5 separate regions of the Homo sapiens genome follow, and regions 2, 3, 4 and 5 are each linked to region 1. The links are chromatin loops, found by intact Hi-C in ENCODE. Cell type or tissue: PC-3. All regions are shown on one strand. Region 1 has its middle 24 kb from the start of SEMA3C. Region 2 has its middle 94 kb from the start of SEMA3C. Region 3 has its middle 250 kb from the start of SEMA3C. Region 4 has its middle 380 kb from the start of SEMA3C. Region 5 has its middle 85 kb from the start of CD36.

Region 1 (5,000 bases):
AAGTCAGGGCCTTGTGTTTCAGCACTATGTTTCAGGACCCCTAAATAAAGGTCCCATATACTATGGTGCCAGACAATAGTATCTCAATTCTTGATTCCCCCTTTACCCTATTTCCCCTCCTTTCTTTAAGGATTTCTTTGCTCCATCCTGCCTTCCAGTAACCTTTCATTTTTATCTCTCTTGGAGATTCATCTTTTCCCTGTCTCCTCATTTTACTCACCCCTCCCTTTGTTGTAGGTTTAGTACAAGCTGACCCTGAGCCAAGGATGTATGTGTAACCAATTTATTAAGGAAATTCCTCTAGGGCATGCAGGTTAGGGAGTTGGAAAAAGCAGAAGAAAGAAGGGAAGTAAGCCAAGCAATAGTGCAGGTGCAGAGGCATGCATCCTGTAGAGAAGAACTTTAGCCTGACTTTTCAGGGAGCTCTGGAGTGTGTGTCACACCTTAGAGTTGCCCCAACTAGAGGCAAGAGAGCTGTTTTCATAGCATCATACACTCTTGTGTCATTGTTATAGGATAGGAGAGAGAATATACACGAAACATTTAACATCCCTCCCTCCACACACAGAAATAACAAAAAAGGATAATAAGGGATTTGTGAAGAGCTCCCATATTGCTCACCACATACTTCTCAGTTATTGTGTTATCGCCACCATGAAATTTGCCATCTGCTGTTTTCTGTTGCTGTAACTGCTCTGCTAGGTCCCAGCTAATAAATAAGGAACACTGAAGCTGAATATAAATAATGGTTCTGGGAACCAAAGTTCTGAGACAGTCTCCTTATAGACCTCTTCGGTTTTTAACCCAAAAGGAAAAAAATGCAGGGTGCTCATGTGTGTGGAAATTCATTAACACTTTAAGAGATCTCTGGATCAAAAGTAACCTCTTAGGGAATGTGCATTTCAAGGCCCTGTCTTACCCCAAACTGGAATTTTTGGCCCGAGGAAAATAGCAAATTATCTCACTTAGGGACAGCTGGTGTCCTCACGGAGGTTTAAATTTAACTTAGCAGCTAGAAGCTAGTCATCTTTAGATTCAGAAATACGAATTCATTGCAATAAGGAGTTCACCAAGGGCAGGCCGAAAGGACAAAGCAAAGACAAGTACAGTCTTATTTCAGTGCCATAAAGGAATTGTCATATGAGCCTTGACACACAAATTCCACAACTGAAGATCATGCAACTATTGCCCAATAAATTTAAACAGAGTGATTGCACTTAGCCTTAATTGTCCAGTTTCTGTTTTTGAAAAAAAGGCAATGAGTAACACAATGTTTCATAACCAGGAAAGAAGTTTTTGAATTTCTTTATATCACAGATAGTGAACACAATCTAAAAATAAATATTAAATAATCAAAATCCCAATGTAAAATATATATCTATCTGTATATATTATCACATGGAGGGAAAATTTGCACCACTAATATAAATGCTATTTATTAGGCATTGCTTTTCTATAGATTTTCATCCACTCTTTCATTCTTCTGCTCTATTCCTTGGTCACCTTCCTTCCATCTCTTTTCTTTCCCCTTTTTTCCATCTTCAATTTAGTGTTTGTTTCTTAAGAAACAAGTTTACATATTTCTTAGTTCTCTGTCAACAGAACCTTTCTCACTTTTCAACTGCAAAAATCAAGGTATTTTTCTAAAGAATCCATCAAAATAGGAGTTCTAATGTCCACTGATTAAATAATAATTCTTCGCAAGGTGCTTCAAATGCATTGACATATTTGAGAAAGCTATTGCAGACAGATAGCAAATTTATTCCCCTCTTAATATGTTAGTACTAACAAACAACTCAAGTCAGTTTGTACAATCAGATTGCTATTTAGAAGTTTCAGTTCTAACTAAAAGGCTGTTTTTCATCTTCACCAAACACTGGCTAGTCAGCAACTCCTGCCAGCATTCTCATAGCTGCCCCAGACAGCCAGTTGCAGGAACTCTGGCTGAGTCATGTCTCTGCTCAGCTACTCAGTAATGAAATATCCCTAGGGACATTCCTAAGACATGTCAGAGATGTGTTTCTAGTCTCCACCTATTTCTTTGTCGTGCCCCAAGCTGTGCCCACATTAGTGGAATTTCCAGTGCATTGCCATGCTCAGTAGGCCAAAGAGAAAAGTCTGCAGAATTGCTACTTAATATTACTTAATAAATCAGTAACAGAAGCAATGAATGGAATGGAATGCAAAATTCTTGGCTCTTAGCCTTAGATAGAACCACTTCCTTCCTATGAGCAAATAGTGGTTCATAGGTTAGCTTGGGGAGGGCTACTTCAAAGGGATAGTGTCTAAGTAGTCAATTTTGCTTGAATAAATTATGGAAAATACAGTTTTCAAGAGGAGAGGCTATGCTACTTTTTTCCCTTTTGGAATACTGGGTATATCCTAGGTAATAGAGAGTCAGTGAACAAATCTTTGCTGATGCTAATAGTTAAACAAAATGATTCAAATAGTTACTGAGCAAACATTTGCTGATTAAATAACATAATGATTCATATATGAAATGCGTTAGTTAGGTTCTACATATACTGTATCATTTCCTTTCAACCAGTATTTTCTATTTGTCCCAGAATAGCCTCCAAAAGAAAATTGCTGCTGGCAATTTAAAAAGACAACCATCTAAAAAAAAGTAACAAGTTGACCGGGCGCCGTGGCTCACGCCTGTAATCCCAGCACTTTGAGAGGCCGAGGCGGGCAGATCACGAGGTCAGGAGATCGAGACCATCCTGGCTAACGCTGTGAAACCCTGTCTCTACTAAAAAAATATAAAAAATTAGCCAGAGCGAGACTCTGTCTCAAAAAAAAAAAAAAGTAACAGACGGTAGAGGCAGTCAAATGTAGAGAACGCAGAAGCAACTCTTCTTTTAGTCCCTATTTATTAATAACCCTTTCTGGACCAAAACAAAAGAACAGTAATGGACAAATTTTCTTGCAGATTCAAGAAAACTGCTTCATATCACTATTATCTAATTATCTTCATCAAGTTGCCACACTACTGTTCTAAAATGTCTCTTTGATCCAAGCACTCCATGTGCTCCCCACTGTCAATGTCCCAATGCTACAGAATCTGCTTCCTTCCAACCTTTTACCTGCTACCCACTGGGTTGATGCTCCTGGACTCATGACCAGATCTTATCTTCACATATGGCAAACATCGCTGTTGGATAAACACTTTCTGCAGAGATTTCCTTTTGAGACATGTATCTAGGTGGCCATGGGTTGCAAAAATTGGTGAAAAAGTTAAAATCTATTTGCTCTACTAACTGTGGTCAATTGCTGATGTAATAAATAACATAATGATTCATATATGAAATGTGTTAATTAGGTTCTACAATACTGTATCATATCCTTTGAACGAATATTCTTTTTTAGTCCCAGGATAGCCTCCAAAAGAAAATTGCTGCTGGCAATTTGAAATAACAGGCATCTTAGAAAAATAACAAGTTAATAAATATAATAAAGAGATGGTAGAGGCAGTCAATGTAGAGAATGCAGAAGCAACTCTCCTTTTAGTCCGTATTTTATTAATAGTCCCTTCTGGACCAAAACAAAAGAACAGTAATGGACAAATTTGCTTGCAGATTCAAGAAAAGTTAATTAATCCTTAATCCTTAATTTAGTTCATGCTTCAAAATACCGACAATGTTTCTTTTCAAAAAAAAAAAACCAATCTGAACAATCTGAGTATTCCACTTCCCTATTTAAATCTTGCACAGTTCCCTATTTTACAGAGGATAAAAGGTAAACTTACCATGGTAAAATGGCTTTCCAATGGGACCTTAACCAGTCCCTTCCTCTGCCTGTCTCATTATGGGATCCAGTCTCGATGGGCTCTAAATCACTCATTGTTCTCAACACGTGGCTCCCTCTCAAGCATCTATGTCTTTGCATTTGCTCTTCCCTTTACCTAGTATAACTTTCTCTCACGCACTGCCACTTTTTCTCAGTTGCAGGATTTGTCTGAATGGGGACTATGAAGATATTTTTATTTTACTTGTTTTGTATAGTCCACTGAACTCTGAGCTCTTTGAAGACAAAAATCATAATTTATTTATTTTGTTAACATTGAATGTAAAGTGTAAGCAAAAGTCATTGAGGACCCTAAGCAAATTGGCATCAAGGAGGAAACAGAATGGACACTTAAGAAAGAGCATTACAGGACCTTACAACTGCTAGTTAAGTATTGGCTAGAGTATTAAAGAGAAACATGTCCTGCTACCCCAGCTTACCAAATGGGCATCACTTTTTCAGTCTGCTGAGATGCGATGACAGTCGCAGACCCACCTGGGGATATCCTGGCTATTAATTATACTTAGTGCAGAGTTCAAAAAGGACTCAGAACCATCAGGCGATTAAAGGATGTAGATTATGGATATAATTTTAGAAGAAAACAAAGCCACTTGAGTCATTCTCCTAATAAAGCAAATTCTGTTAGAAGGGGTAACACATTAAGCAGCATGTTGGTATGTACTTATGTACGTATGTATGTATGTATGTATGTATTTATTTGAGATGGAGTCTCGCTCTGTCACCCAGGCTGGAGTGCAGTGGCGCAATCTCGGCTCACTGCAAGCTCCGCCTCCCGGGTTCATGCCATTCTCCTGCCTCAGCCTCACGAGCAGCTGGGACTACAGGCGCCCGCCACCACGCCCGGCTAATTTTTTGTATTTTTAGTAGAGACGGGGTTTCACCGTGTTAGCCAGGATGGTCTCCATCTCCTGACCTCATGATCCTCCCACCTTGGCCTCCTAAAGTGCTGGGATTACAGGCATGAGCCACTGCGCCCGGCCTATTTATTATTTCTTTAACAAATGTTTATTTATGACGTTCTCTGTGTAAAATATTGTAGTAGGTAGAGGTGACAACAGATTGATATAATCTTTTATGGAGCTTACATTCTGAAGACAAAGAAAAACAATAAATAACAAACATGTAATAACATAAATTACAAATAATAGGTTGATTATTTAATTATAATCTGAGACTTGGGGTGAAAAAAGCAT
Region 2 (5,000 bases), 70 kb after region 1:
TGCATTATGAATACAAGCCTTTGGCAGATTGATATATTGCCACATCTTCAACTCTGAGGCTTTTTCAGTTTTGGTGATATCTTTTGACGAACTGAAATATTTAATTTTAGTGAGGTTGAATTTATTAATTTTTTGTTAATTTGTAGTGCTTTTAGGTCCTGCTTAAGAAATGTTTGCTTACTTCAAATAAGAAAGAAAGCTACTCTCCCATCTTAATAAAGTTTTAAAAACGTATTGTTTACCTTTTACATTTAGGTCTGCAAACATTTGAAATTGACTTTTGTGTATGGTGTATGCTGGAGATAAAGTTTATTTCATTTTTCCATGTGAATATCCAACTGAATCAATGCCATGCATTGAAAAGACTACTTTTCTCCATTGTATTGCAGTGGCACTTTTTGTAAGACAGCTGACTCTGTAAGTGAAAGTCTGTTGCTGAACTCTATTCTGGCCTATTTGTCTTGCTTGCACCAATAATAGAATGTTTAAAATAAGTCTAGATATCCAATGATATATACCAGTGAATATTACTCTACTTTGAGAATAGATTGACTATTCTTGAATTCTGATATGGTTTTTTTTTTTTTTTTTTGAGATGGAGTCTCGCACTCTGACCCAGGCTGGAGTACAGTGGTGCCATCTTGGCTCACTGCAAGCTCCACCTCCTGGGTTCACACCATTCTCCAGCCTCAGCCTCCTGAGTAGCTGGGACTACAGGCACCTGCCACCACGCCTGGCTAATTTTTTGTATTTTTAGTAGAGATGGGGTTTCACCATGTTAGCCAGGATGGTCTCAATCTCCTGACCTTATGATCCGCCTGCCTCGGCCTCCCAAAGTGCTAGGATAACAGGCGTGAGCCACTGTGCCCGACGGAATTCTGATACAAGTTTTAAAAACATTTTTCCAACTTCTAAACACACAAACATGAAAAATAATCTTCTGGGATTTTGTTGAAGACTAGTTTTTTTCTATCCATCAATTTTTGAAGAATAAATATTTTGACAATATGTACTTTGGCTTGTTTAGGCCTTCTTTAATTTGTCAGTGACATTTTGTAGTTTCTGTTTAGATGCTTGTGTATTTAGCATTAAATTTATTCTAAGTTATTTGATACTTGATTCTTTCATGAATGGTATCTTTCTTAAATTTCATTATCTAACAAATTGTAAATGTATACAAAATGATTTTTGTATACAGATCATGTGAATCTATGGTCTATAATATGTGTTCTATTTTTAGAATCTGGATTATTTAGGTTTTCTGTATTCTACTATCTGTGAATAAAGGTAGTTTTAGTCTTTTATCACCATTTATATATTTTATTTCTTTTTCTTGCCTTATTACACTGGCTAGGACTTCTTGTACAACGTTGAATAGACATGATACTGGGTATTTTATTTCTGACCTTAAGAGTAAAGCTTTCAACACACCACTAATGTGTATAATGTTTGCTGTTGGTCTTTGTAGATATTTTAGAAGGTAAAAAAAAGTTCTATTCTAGTCATTGTTTTCTTAGTTTTATTATTATTGATAGTGTTGAATTTTATCAAAAGAAAATTTTCATCTTTTGCCATTATCTTATCATTTTCTCCCTCTTTATTAATGTGGTGAAATTATCTTGCTTGATATATATAATTTTAATTTCTGCATTATATATAGTTGAATTAAGGCTATGGATACAATCTTTGGATCTTTAGCATAACTGCTTTTGCCAAGTTTGGAAAATTTTTAGACATTAGCTTTTCAGTACTGTTTTAGCCTTATGCTCTCTCTCCTGTTTCTGGGACTCTACACATATACTATATATTTTTTTCTTTTCATAACATCCCATACTTTCCTTAGGTTCTTTTCTGTCCCTTCCTTTTTGTTTGTTTGTTTGTTTTGAGACGGGATCTCACTCTGTCACCCAGGCTGGAGTGCAGTGGCGCAGTCTCAGCTCACTGCAACCTCCGCCTCCTGGGTTTACGCCATTCTGCTGTCTCAGCCTCCCAAGTAGCTAGGACTAAAGGTGCCCGCCACCACACCTTGCTAATTTTTTGTATTTTTAGTAGAGACAGGGTTTCACCGTGTTAGCCAGAATGGTCTCGATCTCCTGACCTTGTGATCTACCTGCCTCAGCCTCCCAAAGTGCTGGGATTACAGGCATGAGCCACCGTGCCCAGCCTCTACTTTTCTTCTTAATTTTTTTAGACTCTTTCTCTGTGTATAGATTTAAAAAATTAAAGAGAAGTATTGCTAACTGTAAGCCCATTTTTTCCTTCTGTCTCTCTTGGATTTTGCCTTTTAAGTTCTAGATACCTCACACTAATTTCTGTCTCTTGATCCTACCATATTTTCCCTACATACCTCATGTGTTTACCAAAGCTATTTTGTTTCTCAGCTTTTTGTGTTTTTGCTTTGGCTTCTGCCTTGTTTCTCAATCTCTCTCTCCAGCAAATGATCTAAATATGAAAGCTGCTTACAGAATGTCAGGTAACCCTTTTGTGATTGACCTCTTTGAGGGATCTTGACCCCTCAAGTCCTGATAGCCTCAGCGACTCTTCCAGTGACTTCAAACGAAGCCTCTCCCTCTTTGTAATTATATCTGTTTTTTTCTAGTTGTTCTCAGTGGGAGTGTTAGTCAGCTACTCTATTGCAGCCACCTCAGAAATTCCCTGTAAATTTGTTTTGATGACTCAAGAGTTTCATGTTGTTTTGAGTGTCAGAATCTGAGTGATTTAACAAGTATTGCATAAGCTTTAATAAAAGCCATAAAAACATGAAAAATGTTTGCTATAATATGTGTGAAATTCTTTAAATAGGCAACCCAAAGGCACTATGCCAGTGGAAGATTTCTTATTTCTGAAAGAATTGGAATGGAAAGGAATCCCAGTTTTTCTGAATCTGAGAACAGATTATATTAGAATATAAAATGGCAAAAACATATAAATATATAGTCACTTAGTATTTAGAGTGGAAAGAATATACTGATCACAGACTACAGGAATTTCCTTTGCAATCCATTGGAGACCTGAAATATTATTTCTCACTAGTTTTCCAGTTAGGGGAGAGGGAAGAAATAGGGTTGTGCTGTGGTCAGATGAGTAGTGAAAGCTTCAATGGCAGCAAGAGAATTCCAGAAGTTGAAAAGTTGCAGATCCATGGGGCTCAGGAACTGTTACCATTGGACAGACTTTTCACTTTTATTCTGCTAAGGGACATTAATAGGCAGTTGGATTTTGCCAAAAAAGAATTAAGATAGTGAATAAGAACTTATTGAAATGATTTTAAAACCCTGTAAATCATTTTCAGGTGAGATTATATTTTAGATGTGAATTAAAACATATCAAACCTATGTTTGATCTTTATTTTATGTATTAATTTTTCAGGACTAGGTCTAGTGTAAAACTAAATATAAACCAAATAACTAAATCAAATATAGAGATTAATATTCAGATACTTTAGATGATAAGAGGGGAACTTATCTATGCTTGTATCTCATGCATTAGGTCTGCATTTTCCTAAAATTATTGTATCCAAATTTTTTAATTGTGTCAAAAACATTACGTATTTACAAATAGGAACATTTTATTTTGAAATTGTGGAGTAAAATTTTTAAAACTAAAATATGTCTAGTATATAAAATTTCATATCGCTATATTTTATTATGAAGGATACATGTATTCATGCTCTAAAGGAGGAATTAGTCACAAATTTTTACATATTTTAGAGACATTAAAAGCTTTGGTATCATTATAGACATTCTAAATAAATCTCAAAAGCACTAATCTACAAAGAGTAACAATTCAGAGAGTCAGGGAGAGAGGATTATAGTTTCAGATGTAACAAGTTATTCACCATTATGGTTTGCATATTGACGGCTGTGGAAACTGTTGACTCATTAGTGACTTACACACTCAAGACAGAGTAAAATTTTGACTCAGCAATTCCATTTCTTATTCAACTGCGTTTATAACTTGACATTATTTAATCAAATAATTATTTTACAGAGGTTATGAACTCTCTGTCTTCCATTAAAGTAAATGTTTTATATCAACTTCTATATATTTATTTATTCTGAACATTATAATATGCCAAACAGTAATTTATTGCTAATATTTTATGGTTTTACCCCCTATGGATATAGAGTTGGGATGGAAATAATCTACCTGAGAATTAGAAAACCCCAAATCAAATCTTTGCTGTCCCACTACAGCATGGGTTAGGTTAGACAAGTCATTTTCTATCACCAGAAATAGAGATTCCACATGTATATTTATTAAATGTTATTTAATTATGTGATTATCTCAATTAACATAACTTCTAAGAATGAGCACAAGGATATTTACATTGCAACATATAATTATACAGCAATTATTATTTTTCAGTTTCGTTCATTGCAAATGCCTGGAAGCAATGGCAACCCAATAGGAATAGACACTACTTATCTATATTATCACCTTAAAATACCATTCCTCATTAAAAGGAATTATAGCTTTTGCAAAGAATACTGGACTTCAGCCATGTGGCAGAAAATATATAAATCAACCTGGAGAATTTCAGTGAGTCAATAATCAAGCATCTGTCAAACTCTGTTATTTTGTGTAAAAGGACACAGAAACCAACATAAATAGCTCACATTTTTCAAATATAGGAGAATAATTTGAACATAAGAAAGAATGATTAAGGGAATTATATAAAACATTAAAATAGGGTTCTGAGTTTATTATGTGATGAGAGATTGAAAGAGGTGGAGATGAGAGAGAGAACAAGGTGGGGCTGGGGGTGCAGGAATTGTAAAGGAATCAAGAAATTCATTGAACAACACCACTGGAGAAATTTGGCACCAACACCTGTTCCTTAAATTAGCAACTAAAATGAAATAATCAAGAATTTAGTCTGAATTTTCCTTATGATTGATAATTCATACTGTCCAAAGAGCTTTGGATGATAAGGGAGGGAAAGTTATTCTTTATGATAATATTTGATCTAATAATAACAAAGTATAATTAAATTTTTA
Region 3 (5,000 bases), 230 kb after region 1:
GCCATAGACAGAAATTTACAAATTAGAGAACCTAGGTTTGATTTACTATTTTTTCCTTTAGTTAGGTTGTTTATTCAAAACTTGAAAACATATACAATTTCAGGGTCTTCTACAGTATATTTACACCTGTTGTAAAGTTGTTCATCAGAACAACTTTTTTTTTTTATTATACTTTAAGTTTTAGGGTACATGTGCACAACGGGCAGGTTAGTTACATATGTATACATGTGCCATGTTGTATATTCTCAACGATGTCAGCTTTAATATTATAATTAATGTGCACAAATCTGAACACTGTTCTTGCTCAAACTGTAATACATTAAATAGACCATAGCAAACAACTTCTTACTTAAATGCTTGTCTGTGCCTGTCACTCTTCTCATGCTTTAGCCTCATAACATTGGTTATAATTATATAAATGGTTAGTATTCATATTCTCATTGCAAAATGAAAAGTGAGGAAGAGAGATTAAGCCATTTGCTTAAGGTCACAAGTCTGGTAAAATCAACAGAGGCACTCAGAATGTCTCCAAAATCATTTCCATGATGCCAGAAACTTTAAATGCTACAGAAACAAGCTACAGCGATACATTTAAATGTTCTTCTTTGTAGGGCTTGAGCTGTATCTAAACTTAAGTTAGAGCTCAACCAACATAGAATCTAGTTCAGTAATATTCTACAACGTGAGATAACCATATTGATATTTGATCTAAAATGAGATTGCAGAGGAAACACATTTTAATACCTGAGGTGTGTGCTTAATCTTCTTGATGTACATTAAAAGCTCAGTATGTGAGAGTAATATGAGGTGATGGGGGTTACTCTTAAAGAGATTACTAATAATGTTTATTTGGAAAAAGATGAAGATTTTAGAGGCTATTTAAGAAACTGGCGGCCGGGCGCGGTGGCTCACGCCTGTAATCCCAGCACTTTGGGAGGCCGAGGCGGGTGGATCATGAGGTCAGGAGATCGAGACCATCCTGGCTAACAAGGTGAAACCCCGTCTCTACTAAAAATACAAAAAATTAGCCGGGCGCGGTGGCGGGCGCCTGTAGTCCCAGCTACTGGGGAGGCTGAGGCAGGAGAATGGCGTGAACCCGGGAAGCGGAGCTTGCAGTGAGCCGAGATTGCGCCACTGCAGTCCGCAGTCCGGCCTGGGCGACAGAGCGAGACTCCGTCTCAAAAAAAAAAAAAAAAAAAAAAAAAAAAAAAAAAAAAAAGAAACTGGTTCTGGGAAAACCAGCCATAACTTAGGGGTTCTTCTTTCACCCAATCCCATTGGAATTCTGCTTTGCTATAGAAACATGCTCAAACCAAGGCAAGCAGCACACATTACATGAACAAACAACACAACAATGAAAAGCAGATCCTTGAGACCCTCCCAAGAAGACCAAGAGCTCTCTCTTTAAAACTTTGTAAAATACCTAGGTTCTCTAGTCTTCCTGTGTGTTATTTCCTAACCAATTGCACTATCAATTCAAAAATGGAACAAAGGATATTCTATGTATCAGAACCTTTTTTCCTATACATTAAGAAGAACTTTTCCCACATGAATAGGTAATCACAATCTTAAGCCAGAGGATGAAACCTATGAATTCCTTGTATCATATATATTTTAACAAGAAACATAAATATCTATGACCTACCTATAGCCAATTTATATCTTGCCCAGGTTGTTTTGTTTTCTAAACTTATCCCTCATATGGCTTAATAATGAAGGCCATAAATGTGCCTCCTTCCTATCTCACCCCTATGGCTTGACATGTATTATAAAATGAACTTCCTATATAAAATAATATTTACTGAATGAAAGGAAAGTATTACATACAACTTTTATTATTATATTATTAAGCTTATTTTTTGCACATCATGGCTAGGTCATCTTAAAATAGTTTGGCTCTGTCTCTTTTCCCATTTTCATACCTATGTGTAATCACACATGAAATCCCATATGTGGATTCGTGGTATTCCAAATGTTCCCTTCTTTATATTTCCAATTTATCATGCACTTAAAATATTTTCATTGTTTCACTGCCACGTTGGAGCTTTTGTCTCCATATGAGGATATGTTTTGTGAATCTGGAAATATACATTTTTAAAACCAGAGAAACCCTGGAGTTTCATTTACTTTCACATGTCTCCTATTTTCATTGTTAGTCTACATACCATTATTTGTGTTCAAGATTAGTTCTAGTGGTTGCTAATTTTACTTTTAATACTTGAAGCAATGTAATGTGATTTACAGGGAAGGTATACACTGAGGGAAAGTCGGTTAAGCAGTTCCGGGTAGGCTTAACTTCCCTAGCTTCCTTTCATATTTACTAATACCCGTATCTTATCAAACACGCTCCTGAGTAAATGGCTGGACTGAGGTTTTACTAAGTTTCTGGGCAAGAATCCATGTCAAATGAAGTGCTGCATTCCTTTGTGATGGATTTCTGCATGCACCGCTAGTGAAATCCTGAAAAGGCCAGTTGAACGGATGGACCACATTCTTTATGTTCAAGGTGAAGGCTGCCTGGGTTCATCACACACGGTGGAACTCTTGATTTGGTTTGAACTTGCTTTTGAGCCAAATACTAGTCCCACACACCTACAAGAAAGACAAACACTACCAAGGGATTTATTTTCCACAAGAAGCTGTGCATTACCAGCCAAAGAAAACAAACACCAAGAAAAAGAAGGCTCTCCTGATGCAATTAGAATTTACTCAACATTCTGTTTCTCCCTCTCTTAGAGAACAATGAAAAACAGTTCGGTGGTTAAAGTTCAGTCTATGACTAAAAGGATTTTCTGTGGAATTTCTTGACTTCTCTTTCAGCACACTTTAGAACAATAAGGTAAAACTCCTTATTTGCCTGAAATGAAAAGAGTTCCTGCATGAGGTCAATAATCCTTCTGTTACTCGTTTTCTTTACATCCTTCCCAAGAGCCTAAGAGTAAAAAAATCTACACTGTCTTTGGTACTGAATTTTTAAAAAAACATTAATTTGAAATAGCCCCAAATCTTTTGTAATATCTGTCATAATTTGTTATTCATTTATTTGTTAGTGTATTTAATTATAGTACTATTTATTAGAAAAGCAAATTTAGTCTGAAATAAAATTCATTACTATTTTACACTGAATTAGAATTGGAGTTGTTTGGTTGTCCTGGGTATAGACTTCAGGATGTCTTAGGTTATGCAGTATACAACTCCAGTGCAATTTCTGTAGATGATAATGTGAATAGTTTTCTCTGAAATTATGTAACTACCATAGCACTGCAGAAAGTAAATAACATAGCAGAAATGTCACTTTCATTAAACCAATAAGTGAAAAAAAGAAAGTTTAGATTCAATATAGATGTATCATGGTATCACTTCCCTCCCCTCAGAATAAAAGGCTTATTTCATTCATTTCAATGTGTTATTTTCAATTTAGAACTCTACTGAACTAAAGATAATTTGAGTCTCTAATCAATTTTTGTAAGATAATATATAAATTTCTTTTATAAACCCACTAATGCAAAGAACAAAATGTGCTATTTTGGATGATGGTTGTTCTTATAAAATATTTTGTTGCGTTACAGACAAGTTATTTAGAAACTTGTGGATTAAATTTTTTCTTCAAATACACAAGAGTTTAAAAAATAGAAATGTAAATACTTGCTAAAATGCTTGACAAATTTTTTGAAAAGTTATCTGGCTTAAAATATGGCTGGGTTTGCCCATCCCTTTAGGAGATCAGCTGTTGATGTATCATTAAAGGCCAAAAAAAAAAAAAAGTCAATTCAGCTGTGTCTGTAACCAGGCGTGTCATATGTAGACACTTATACCGTGGGAGGTCACTTTATGTGGGTTTGCATTGACAAAAAAAGAAAGGTGTTCAAACTCCAGTAGCAAAGATATAAACTTGTATCAGTAGGAGAGATATTTACAGAACACAGCACATTCTTTTCAAAGCATACATTTTTGGAATGGCAACAATGAAGAATTTCGTCTCCATGGAGAACCCATTTACACGCCTTGTGGGGCTGGCAAATGTTCCAAATCTGCCACTATGAAATAATTGGCAGCAAGGATGGGAAAAAGAAAAACCTCATTTTAATGGTAAATTTAAATGTCAGGAGTCCACAGACTGCTTCCTCCTTAAGGGAAATGTAAACAGTGGGAAATCTTCTGTTGAATAGGAATTTTCAATGACTGGGATCAAAAGCAAGCCTCACAATGTTGTCCAACAGGCAGAACTGGCTGTGGGAATAGATACATCATGGGTGGTTGCTTAGGTGTTGAGTCTTCAGAGTTATTGCCTGACTGCTGATCAGTCAACCATCATTTGTTGTGTCCTAAATGCTGCTTCTGAAAAGTTCACAGCTTAAGCTCTTACTAGATGATCTTTTTAAAATTTCCAGCGAATGACTTACCAGGAAATAAAACACAGGACCTCAGATGAGTGGGCGTTCTCCATAGCAAACCCTGCCCACTTAACAGTTTTGCCAAGATATGGTCCAGATACAGGTGGGTAGACAGAGCTACTGATATGCCCTTTACTGTCAGAGCAAGTGGAAAATCCACAGTTGTCAATGTGGACTCAGAAAAATCTCGGAAGTGAAAGCAGATTTAAGTGCTGAAGTGTGAAAGGTTAAGGGTCATTAGAACAAAATGTAACAGCAACATGATGCCTTCTATTTGGAGGTTTATGGTTCTCAAAGAACTTTCAAATTCCTTAATGGTTTTGATCCTTACAGTAGCTCTAGATTCCTGACTGAATTGAATAGTAACAATAACAGTATCAGTACAAGGTGTTTATGTGATTTGCTATGATGTTGGCTCACTGACTCTGCCTCTACTTAAATTGTACTCGTCATTCCTCATCCCTAAGGCTTATTTGTTTTCTTACAGAAAAGATTATGGTATCAATTTTAGCTAAATAATAATTAGTTTGAGAGATTAGTTTGTTTCAAACTTCAAAGGAAGATTAAAGTTTCTCTTCCTTGTATATGCCATACATTCTTTATCCT
Region 4 (5,000 bases), 360 kb after region 1:
AGCAGCATGAAGATGGACTAATACACTCCCTTACATGTGGAAATTGTTACAGTAAGACTGACCAGTGTTGACAATTCTGGTGAAAATTGACCTTTACTCAGTTGATTTATGACATCTCAGCAAGGCTTTGTCATCGTTAACAGCAAAATATTCAGATAGATCCTCTAAAATAGGGCCCATACGTGTTATTTTATTGAAATCCAATAACTGATTTTTCACATAATAATTTCATGCAGAGAAAGAGAAGAAAACAAGAAAAAATTATAGCTTCCTTTTCTTGAGTCTCAGTTTTATATGAAAAATATTTACTTTGGAAAATTTACTTTGAATATTCACTTACATAACCAATAGTAAGCCCCTGTTAGGTTCGAAAAACAAAATAAACAGTAAAAATCATTTCATAGTCAATATGTAAAGTGACTAACTGTCCTGGCTTTCCCAAGACTGTTATGGTTTTGAAACTGTAAGTCTCACATCTTGGAAGTCCCCATAGTCCAAAGCAAACATTCCATATAACTATTTGCACACCTACTTATAATAAAATATTATTGCAGTAAAAAATTAACTTCAAATAATCTGCTTTACAGCATTAAGTAGTTTTCAATTATCCAGAACTAGCAACTTGCTGGCTAATGTGGCTTCTGAAATGTTCTGCTTAATGTAACATCTATTGCTACATCACAAATTGCCCCAACACTTGCCATCTCAAAACAACACAGTTTCTAAGGGACAGGAATCTGGGCATGACTTAAGGTTGTTTGACTGAAGGTCTCAGTTCCTTCCTTGCAAATGGTTGAAGGTTGCGCTCAGTTCCTTGTCAAACGGGTCTCTCCAACATGGCAGTTTGCTTTATCAAAATTGGCAAGAGAGTGAGTTTATTAATAAGACAGAAGTCACAATCTTATGTAACATAATCATAAAAGGAATTTGCTATATTTTATTCATTAAAAATAACTCTCTGGGTTCAATTCTCACTCAAGGAAGGAAATACACAAAAGTATAAATAGCAGGAGGTGATAACCAAAGGAGGCCATCTTCAAGTCTGCCTGCCATGTCTGGCACTCAGAGACTTTAAGACAAATTAGTTGTTTAGATATAGATATAAATATAGGTATAGATAAATATAGAATATTACCAGCATGCTCCCTTTCAGTCATAATTTTGCTTCCAAAGGTTAATCAGACATTTCTGAATTCTCTTACTTTACACCTCTGTTTCAATTCTGTTACCTTCACCTCTTTTTGGTCTTCATATGAATGGAATCATAGAGTAAGTACTCTTTTGTTTCTAGCTTCTTTTATTCAACATTTTGTCTTTGAGATTCATATATACTGCTTATGATTTTGATTACTATAGAGTATGTACTGTATTAATATATCATGACTTATTAGTATATCCTACTATGTCTTAATCAAAGAATAAATGTCATAATGAATCATCTTGCATTACAAGGTTTTATATCTCAATTTCCTTTGTTAAACCTTCTCCCTACTTCAGTCCTTTTTCACTTTCAGTTCTTCCATATGCTTCTGCCATTCTAGTCTTGACTCAAAGGGAGAGATTTATACAAACTCATTTCCACAAGGTGTTCCTGATTTAATATTAGAAGATATTTAATATCCTCTAATACCACCTTTAGGGATTTTGCCATCTAAAATTACAAAGGAATATCTCTAAAATACAGATCTCTGTATTTTAAGAAAAGGCACCTCCTAGGTGAGAGAGCAATTTGGTGATGAGGTGGGGGTGCTAGCTGATAAAACACATTGAAAACAACATACTCACTTCATTTAATAGAAATATAGGTTAGACTTTCAAAACTTTTATCATTTAGAGTTGCAAAATAATATGTATTATAGAATACAAAATGGAACTTTGAATTGAGATGATAATGTGATATCAGATCTTTAACCAAACACTCCAAGGTAAGGTGCTCATTCTCTCAGTACACCATTGAAATGATATTGAAATAAAACAGCAGAGATGCACACATGCACTCTTGGAAACAAGATGCTGAATGTGAACCATAGAGACAGCTAAAGAGGAAACACAAATGAACTACAGATTCAAGAGAGTAATTTGAAACTTTTTTTGAAAATTTTAAGCCCTTTATTAAATTCCTTCAAAGCTTGTTAGTATGTTAAAAGTATCACAGGTACTTCAAAATTATTTCTCCAAAAAATGCTGAACGTGTGTTCTAAGTTCTCCCACTTAGAATCCATAATTCTGAATAAGCCTGTTGTAACCAAATTTAGCATTTCTCATTCATGCTTGGGGAGCCATATCCACTTTTATCTTAAAACATCTATGTATATGTGCACGGATTTTCTAAAAAACAAACTGAATATTCAGTTATAGGTGTGGTAATTTTCCTTTTTATGCATTTGGAATTTCCCATGTGTTGAAATCCTTGCTTTACTTTTAGTTTTGGACAGCAGTCATATCTTCCAAATAATCTCAATCAACACGATGTGCTGAGGAGGAGAGGAGGGCACTCCCCTAAAGTTATGTGCCACGAGGAAATTTCAACACTTTCACAATCTAGCTTATTTTAAATAAACAAAAAATGGAAGTGGTTCATGCATAATAAATCCCTGCTGGGCTGTACTGTGTTTTCATGACTAATTTCTTTTGCTAACCACAGCTTCTCAGCCTATGACCTTTAAACGGCAGGCATTCTTTACAAAAACATGGGCTCACTGTCAGGGCTGTGCCTTTTCTTACTCATGAACTCCCTAGTGACTTGTTAACTGTCCAAACATAGATGTCTTCAAACAACTTATGGAAAATGCACTTGTAGGACTTTTTTGGTGCCATGAAGGGAACCTTCCTATTATAAAGTCAAAAACTAAAATAATAATAAAGAATAAGTTGCTACTCGAAAGACTGATCTGACACATTTTATTTTTCTTCACAGAAACAATTCTGGTAGGGACATTGAAGCATATTATCTAGTCGTCTCTTCATAACTGGGCAGAATGGCAAATCATCTCAGCTGAGATTTCTAGGTGACTTTCTGGAGGATAAGGGGGGAATTTGATGTAGGTGCTAGAATCTCCTACTCCTTCTACCACATACCTATTTTATGACTCCTTAGCAACCATTGACTCCAGGTCTTTTTGTCAGAGACACTTGTTTAACATTTTCTACTTGCTCCGTTTTCTGTTAGTTAGCTCTGCTATTTATTATGGATGTCTTTTAACTGCTTTTGACCTTGTAAGAAAAATCTCTCTGTTTCAGGTGTAATTTACTTACATAAATAATAGTGAAGTTCTCATCAAAACCAGGAATTATCATTGAACTTCTCTCACTGAGTAATTAGCTCAACAACAGAACTAACATTGTTCTCAAGTTTCATGTTAATCTCTTGAAAGTTGTAATTTGATTTTTCTCTTTCAAGAGTCTCTGTTATTCAAGCACAACATCTTCTTTGCCTTCTCAATGGCTGATAATATCCTTAGGAATCTAATGACTGTGCAAGTGTCTTACTTCACGTATTCACCCTTTCTCTTCAGCATTCATAGGTAATATATAGAAGCACCTTTTTCCAGCTTCAGTTTTCTTGGAGGTATTGCACAGTCATCCATCTTCGGAATTTGCCTCTGTAAGTACACTATTTTGTGTTATTTTTCCCTTCTCCATCCATTGCTAACTGGAGCATAGTTGGATAAAGGTATCCAACCCTTTGGATTAATGAATGTGATTTGTTTGCTTCTCTTGGCAGTTTGGAATAAGGATAAAGGGGTAATAACTATATGGCTGCTTGTGCTGAAGCTAAAAGGAAGATCACATATTACTGATCTCATTCGTAGTTCTTTTCCCCCACTGTGCTGCTGTTGTTTGCATGCCTCTTTTTCAGCATGTAAAAACATTTTCAACTTGCATTTTATTTTATTTATTTATCACTCCCTGCAGTAAAAAAACTCTTGAGGGTAGGTGCCATGGCTTATTCACTTTGAATTCTGATCTGTGTCTAGGACGGTGTCTAATAAATAGTATAGTATAGATTAAACAATTTTGCTGCTTTAGTCAGGTTGCATTTATGGCCTCTTTTGCTGAGTTGTTTTATTCCTCCTGAGATGTATTACAGTGACCTCGTAACTTAATCCCATTACATTTATTTATGATCCTGATAACCAAGACCAATTTGAATTTTGAACATGTTTCCTGCCAGCTATTGCTCATAGCTCTGAGACCAAAATTTGTGTGGTGTCTAATTTATCATTGATGAAAACATCAAACACCCCTTATGAAATATTATTATGTACGCCCTGAAGTTGGAGCATTGTTTCACTGATATTTACTTTTTGTTACGTCCCTTAGATAACTGTACACCAACCTTATAGTTTTATAGTTTAAATTCTGTTTACTAGTTTAGGACTAGTATGCAATGTTGAGATAAGATAAAATGTTTTTTACAGTTCAAGTAAAGCAGAAGTAAAAAGGTATCATCTATCATCTGAGGCTACTGTTGGTTTATAGAAGACAAAAGTATAAACATACAGTATATATTGAAAACAAATAATTTACTTAAAAATCTTTTTTTTTTCTGTAGAGGTCCCCTTTAAGAATCTTTTCACAAAATGCTTAATGATATGACAGTTGTTTTATATGAAAATGCAGAAAGAAAACTCAACCAGTAAATGTGTAAAGCTCTATGTTATTCCATAAGTTTATTTTTCAGATTATTTCAAGAGAGGAATTTATTCCAAAAAATATTTATTGATTATCTACTACAGGGCAAGTGTTATTATTCAACGTCCTAGAGATACAGCAGTTAAAAATCAGACAAAAGTCCCTGTCCTTACAGAATTTTACATCTTTGTAGGGGAAGAAGATAAATATATAAATATGGCATTAATGGCTCTGGAAAATACTAATAATAACAGAGATGGGGTTATAGATTATTAGGGGAATGTGGCACAGCAATTTCAAATAGGGGGCTCATGGAGGCCGCACAGAGCAGCAAGGATCTGAAAAGGAGAGGGACACTATGTAAC
Region 5 (5,000 bases), 220 kb before region 1:
ATATCAAAGAGATGGGAAGTGAAAACTTTCAGACTCAGCAATCACTGAGGATGGTTTCATCTAGACAATTCATTGAAGCAAGAAAGTGAGGACTAGGAGTAGTAGTATTACGTAAAATATTTACCGATTTTGACAGAAGTCATATAATAAAAATATATCTATGCCATACATTTATAACTTACAAAATTTTAGTGTACTCCTTATAAAATATTTATAATAGAAAATATTAAATATGTAATTCAAAGAAGTGTAAATTGTAAACATACCTTTGGATACAAATTTTAGAAAATAAAGTTAATTAACATAAGGTTAATATGACATGGACCTTTAATGAATCATAAATAATGAAAATAAAATACTATTTGATCATTGTAAAGTTCAACCTCATATATGTACACAAATTATCCATAAAACTAAAAAGTAGAAACAACTCAAATATCCATAAACTGATAAGTGGATAAACTTAAGGTGATACATCCATACAATAGAAAATTAGGCAATCAAAAAAATGAAATACTCCTATGTGCTACATATATGAACATTGAAAACATCATGCTAAGTGAAAGAAACTAGTCACAGGTGACTATATATTGTGTAATTCCATATATCTGAAATGTCTAGAATGAGAAAACCCATAGAGATAGAACATAAGCTAGTGGCTGCCTAGAGTGGAAGAAGGGGAAGAGGATTAAAACTGACTGCTACACAGTACAGGATTTCTTTTTGAGGTGATAAAAATATACTAGATTATGGTGGTAGTTGCACAATTTATGTACATCTACATGGGTGAATTGAATGGCATATAAATTATATCTCAAGAAAAGCTATATATATAACCCCGGACTAGTGTGCCTTTGAGTCATAATATTTGTACGCAATTTTTAATATGCTAATTAAAAGCAATTTATGCCTCTATACCAGTTGAAGGAAGAATGCTGAGGTATTTTAACTCCAACTATTTCCTTCTACCTTTTTATTCTTCAAATAATCCCAATTCTCCTTTGATAACTTTGGGTAGACAATTTTTTTTAAACAAGGATAACAAATTTTTATTGGCAAGAGTTGTATTTTGTTTCAAAGTACACTTTCCAGTTTGTTTTCTTCTTTCTTGGTTCATGCACAGTCAGATGCAAAAGTACCAAAAACAGTTTCTGTCATGTTGAAATCCTGTTGATTTGGTAAATCTAATGTCTAAATTAGAGAACTTTTCTTTCTTTCCTTATACTGCAAGTTACTCAATGTGACAGTACAGTATGACTCATAGAAGCACAGATCTGCCTACGACTGCAGGCTGTGGGTGGATTGGAGTCAAGGAAGAAAAAAATGGAGTAAGAGATTCATATGCTTTGAATTCAAGGCATAAGGGTGAGATTTCCAAATGTCAAAGTAACCTGGCATCACAACAAAATTGTATGTAGTTTGCAATACAAAAATGTTTTAAAATAATTTAACAGGGACAATTTTCAGAATACCAGCCTGGCAGTCATCACTGTTATTGCAACTGCACAGGAATCTGGGTGCTACTCCAGTCAGGATCACTGTGGATGACCTTGTTTTCTAAGCCAGGAGGATTCTTGAAATGAGCCTCTTCTGTCAATCACATGTCTAGTACAGCCAGGGTCTTTGACTGTCTGAAAGCCCCATCATTGTCACCTTCTTAGTCTCTGCTACTCACTGGGAAGCCAGAGAGATTCCCCGCTGCTCTAGGACCAGAAGACTTTCTTCCTTTCCTAGCCTCTAAAAATCTCCTCCCTCATTCTTCCTCCCAGTTATTGCTCTCTTCCGATTCCCCAGCATGGTCCCCTGAAAGAATTCAGGCACTAGAAAACTAAAGCCCAGAGGCAATTTTGTCGAAGCAATTTAATTTTTAATCAAGCTATGCAAAAATCTCAAGGGGCAGGGGAGTACTATGGCCTGGGAGGAGGAGAGAAAACAGAGTGAGAGCAAAGTAAATTATCTCTAATTTAACCTGCCATACTAGGACTTAATCTCTAACAGTTCACTCCAAATACTTCTTAGTTATATAGAATAAACCATGTCATCCAATTTGCTGCTGAATGACCTTTCACCATCCTGGGCTGATATTAGTCAGAGGTGGTGATTGCTTAAGGCTCAGCTAAAGGAGCTCATTTTGCTCCTTTGCTGCGTCTTTCAGTCATTCCATCAGCATGAGCCACTGCACTTTGTGCCAGTGTACTCTGTGCCTCTTCCCACTGGGCTCTGCATTACGCTTTCATCTCATCCCAACCACTGGGCTTCTGTTAGTCAAACTTGCATTCCACATGACACATTTCCCCATCTGTGTCTTACTGTGAATATTTTCTGCTGCTCTCATAAAATCTTTCACTACCCTGGGTTACTCTCATCTCCTTCATTTGTAGACTGCATGATGGTTAATGATTAGGATTACAATACATTTCTGTAATGTTAACATGGTATCTCCAACAGTCATTGTTTTGTGGCTACAATAACACATTCTGGATATATAAGATTGAAGATTAAGTTAATTCACTTTTATTTAAATGGGCTTATTTCTTTTTGACATTTGTAGTCCAGTTGTAGAGTATGAGTATGTGTATATAGGTGTGTGTGATGATAACAAATAATGGGGGAAATATTTGAGTCAATTCTCACTTGGGAAGGGAAGTTAAATCCACAATTGTCAGATAGATTCCTTAAAACCTTAAAAAGCTTAAATTACATGTCTGGATTAGCTCACCTTGGTGTAAAATGGGACATTCAAATTCCTGTCTCATTCAAGCCACATCAGTTACATCTGCATTTTAGAGGTGTTGTTTTCTCTTCCTGAGCTAGTTGTAAGTAATCCTTTAATCAACTGAACATACTTTTTTTTTTTTTTTTTTGAGATGGAGTCTCATACTGTTGCCCAGGCTGGAGTGCAGTGGCCAGATCTCAGCTCACTGCCACCTCCGCCTCCCGGGTTCAAGAGGTTCTCTTGTCTCAGCCTCCCGAGTAGCTGGGATTACAGGCATGCCACCACACCCAGCTAATTTTTTGTATTTTTAGTAGAGATGAGGTTTCACCATGTTGCCCAGGCTGGTCTCAAACTCCTGACCTCGTGATTTACCTGTCTCGGCCTCCCGAAGTGCTGGGATTACAGGCGTGAGCCACCATGCTCGGCCGAGAGATGTTTTTAAAAAGAGTAATCGCAAAAAAGAGTAGGAGAACAGGAGTAAATGCAGGAAACAGAAAGGGAATGAAGCAGAACTGAAAGGGAAAGAATAAATGAATATGAAGCAAGAGAGAATGTCACCAATAAATATCATGCTGTGAAGTTACACCTGTACCACAGAGCCCAGGTTACCCTCCAGAATGAGAAGGAACATGGCAGCTTGAATGGAAACCCAGTTTATGTGAGTGCATCACTTAACTTACCTTAGTTTCATTTTGCTTTTCTGTAAAGAAAGGGACAGAATGACCCCAAGGTTCAACAAGATTTCTTTTTGATTTAAAATTTGAGAACTCTATGAAAGGTCACTCTGTAAGCCAGGTAGCAGCTGGGCAATTCAGTCAGGCATGTGTTTACATTCCAAACATATTCCAGAAGCACCCTGTAGAGTTTGAAAAGGCCTCTGAATTTGTCCTTAAAAAAAAAAAAAATCTTCAACATGAGCTGCTCTTTGGACTTTGTTAAAGTGTTCTTTTCTTCTTTTGTAAGAGACCTCTGTCTGCAAAAGCCATCTGGGAAATATTCACCACAAGTTTTCTTGTAGGATGGAAACACTGCTGCACGCTAGCTGCCTAGAATGAGTACAAATCTATCCGATGGTCACTAACTGCCCTCAAAGCCCTAAATCACTTTCAGCTTTGAGGAGACATATGTGTTGGGATGGGTCCCATTCAATTAGTCTTTTCCAGTCAAACTCCAGAGTGAATCAGGGTTTTAGCCAACACTTAATAAATATACCAGATTTTAGCATCTGGAAGGAAGCCGATCCAAAACAAATTATATGATCCACATAGTATGTAGTTCTGGTGTGGTCATTTGATTCCTGAGTGGTGACCATACCCTGGATGTGTAGGACGAACTTTTAACCCAACAAATGACAATTTAGCAAACAACAGCTGCATAGCCCTTTCACCAGTGGAATGACAGAAACTCATATTAAATGAGTTGTATTTACAGTGATATTAGCACTTCAAAAATGGCTTTTTTGTCAGCAAAAACATAAGAAGGCCTACAGCAATTACAGGATTATGTTCCTCTTCAGGATATAAGTCATGTCCCAGAAAGGCAGATAAAATTAATGTCTCTTCTTCTGCTCAGTTGAATATTTGCTTTTATTTTTACCTCTATTTCGAATCTTTGCTAAGGAAAGGAAGACTTTGTCTTGGATGGTTTAGTTAACAACATGGCTTATGTTATGTTTTATGACTAATTAAAATGGAACTGAAACTTGCAGGATGGTGTTACAAATTAGTATGCTCCCATTTGGACCTCTCGTCTTAACTCAGCAGGTTGTGTCTTAATCCTGGAGCTCTAGGCACTTTCACGTGGTTATTGATTGAATCCACAGATTCAGTTTCATACAGCAAATGACACTATGTAGTCAGCCTCTTAATTACTTAATGCAGTATCTGTGTGTCATGACAATATGCACATTAAAACAAGTAGTGTAAATATAGCTGAAATGAGCCTGGCTGAGGCAATTTTTATAAAAGCTACTCTACGTGAATGGAAGGTGTCTCAAATTCAGTTAGGCAAAGTGTTTCAGTGAAAACGATGCACTATCCTAAAAGCCATTTGGATGATGTAATCTCTTATGACAAAGAGATTACAAAATGACAAAATGAAAAAATAATCCATAAATGTCTGTAGGTTGGGGTCTGTATGAGCAAGATAGTACTTTGCTTTGCAGCAAGTCTCCTTTTTAAACTAGAATGGGAATAATCATGATGTCTAATTACTAAGCAAAGATTGGTGGGTTCTTATTAAGGACTCTCAACATGTCCTAAACATTGAAACACATCTAAATGCT

The links. A loop is a pair of places that touch in the nucleus more often than their neighbours do. Peaks named below come from ENCODE experiments on the same cell type or tissue, not always from the same donor. Only the 100,000 strongest peaks of a DNase experiment are listed, where the experiment ranks them.
Region 2: a loop joins it to region 1, with 5 times the contacts of the local background. A loop is called at or near these places in 3 of 110 quality-filtered maps.
Region 3: it touches region 1 in a loop (3-fold over the local background); 4 of 110 quality-filtered maps call a loop at or near these places.
Region 4: a loop joins it to region 1, with 12 times the contacts of the local background. A loop is called at or near these places in 4 of 110 quality-filtered maps.
Region 5: it touches region 1 in a loop (5-fold over the local background); 2 of 110 quality-filtered maps call a loop at or near these places.

The regions. Positions count from the first base shown.
Region 1 is chr7:80,940,411-80,945,410 of GRCh38, forward strand. No RefSeq gene overlaps it. Among named protein-coding and RNA genes, the nearest start is that of SEMA3C, 24 kb to the left of the region's middle. In PC-3, no CTCF peak of the experiment used is centred here; DNase peaks (open chromatin) are centred at 341, 1,171, 2,041 and 2,531; H3K4me3 peaks cover 2,439 bases; H3K27ac peaks cover 4,092 bases.
Region 2 is chr7:81,010,613-81,015,612 of GRCh38, forward strand. No RefSeq gene overlaps it. Among named protein-coding and RNA genes, the nearest start is that of SEMA3C, 94 kb to the left of the region's middle. RefSeq lists an enhancer at 2,279-2,782. In PC-3, no CTCF peak of the experiment used is centred here; a DNase peak (open chromatin) is centred at 2,659; H3K27ac peaks cover 1,565 bases.
Region 3 is chr7:81,171,493-81,176,492 of GRCh38, forward strand. No RefSeq gene overlaps it. Among named protein-coding and RNA genes, the nearest start is that of SEMA3C, 250 kb to the left of the region's middle. In PC-3, no CTCF peak of the experiment used is centred here; a DNase peak (open chromatin) is centred at 2,419.
Region 4 is chr7:81,296,843-81,301,842 of GRCh38, forward strand. No RefSeq gene overlaps it. Among named protein-coding and RNA genes, the nearest start is that of SEMA3C, 380 kb to the left of the region's middle. In PC-3, no CTCF peak of the experiment used is centred here; a DNase peak (open chromatin) is centred at 2,669; H3K4me3 peaks cover 477 bases; H3K27ac peaks cover 1,786 bases.
Region 5 is chr7:80,720,776-80,725,775 of GRCh38, forward strand. No RefSeq gene overlaps it. Among named protein-coding and RNA genes, the nearest start is that of CD36, 85 kb to the left of the region's middle. RefSeq lists a silencer at 2,078-2,372. In PC-3, no CTCF peak of the experiment used is centred here; DNase peaks (open chromatin) are centred at 1,286 and 2,196; H3K4me3 peaks cover 1,022 bases; H3K27ac peaks cover 3,768 bases.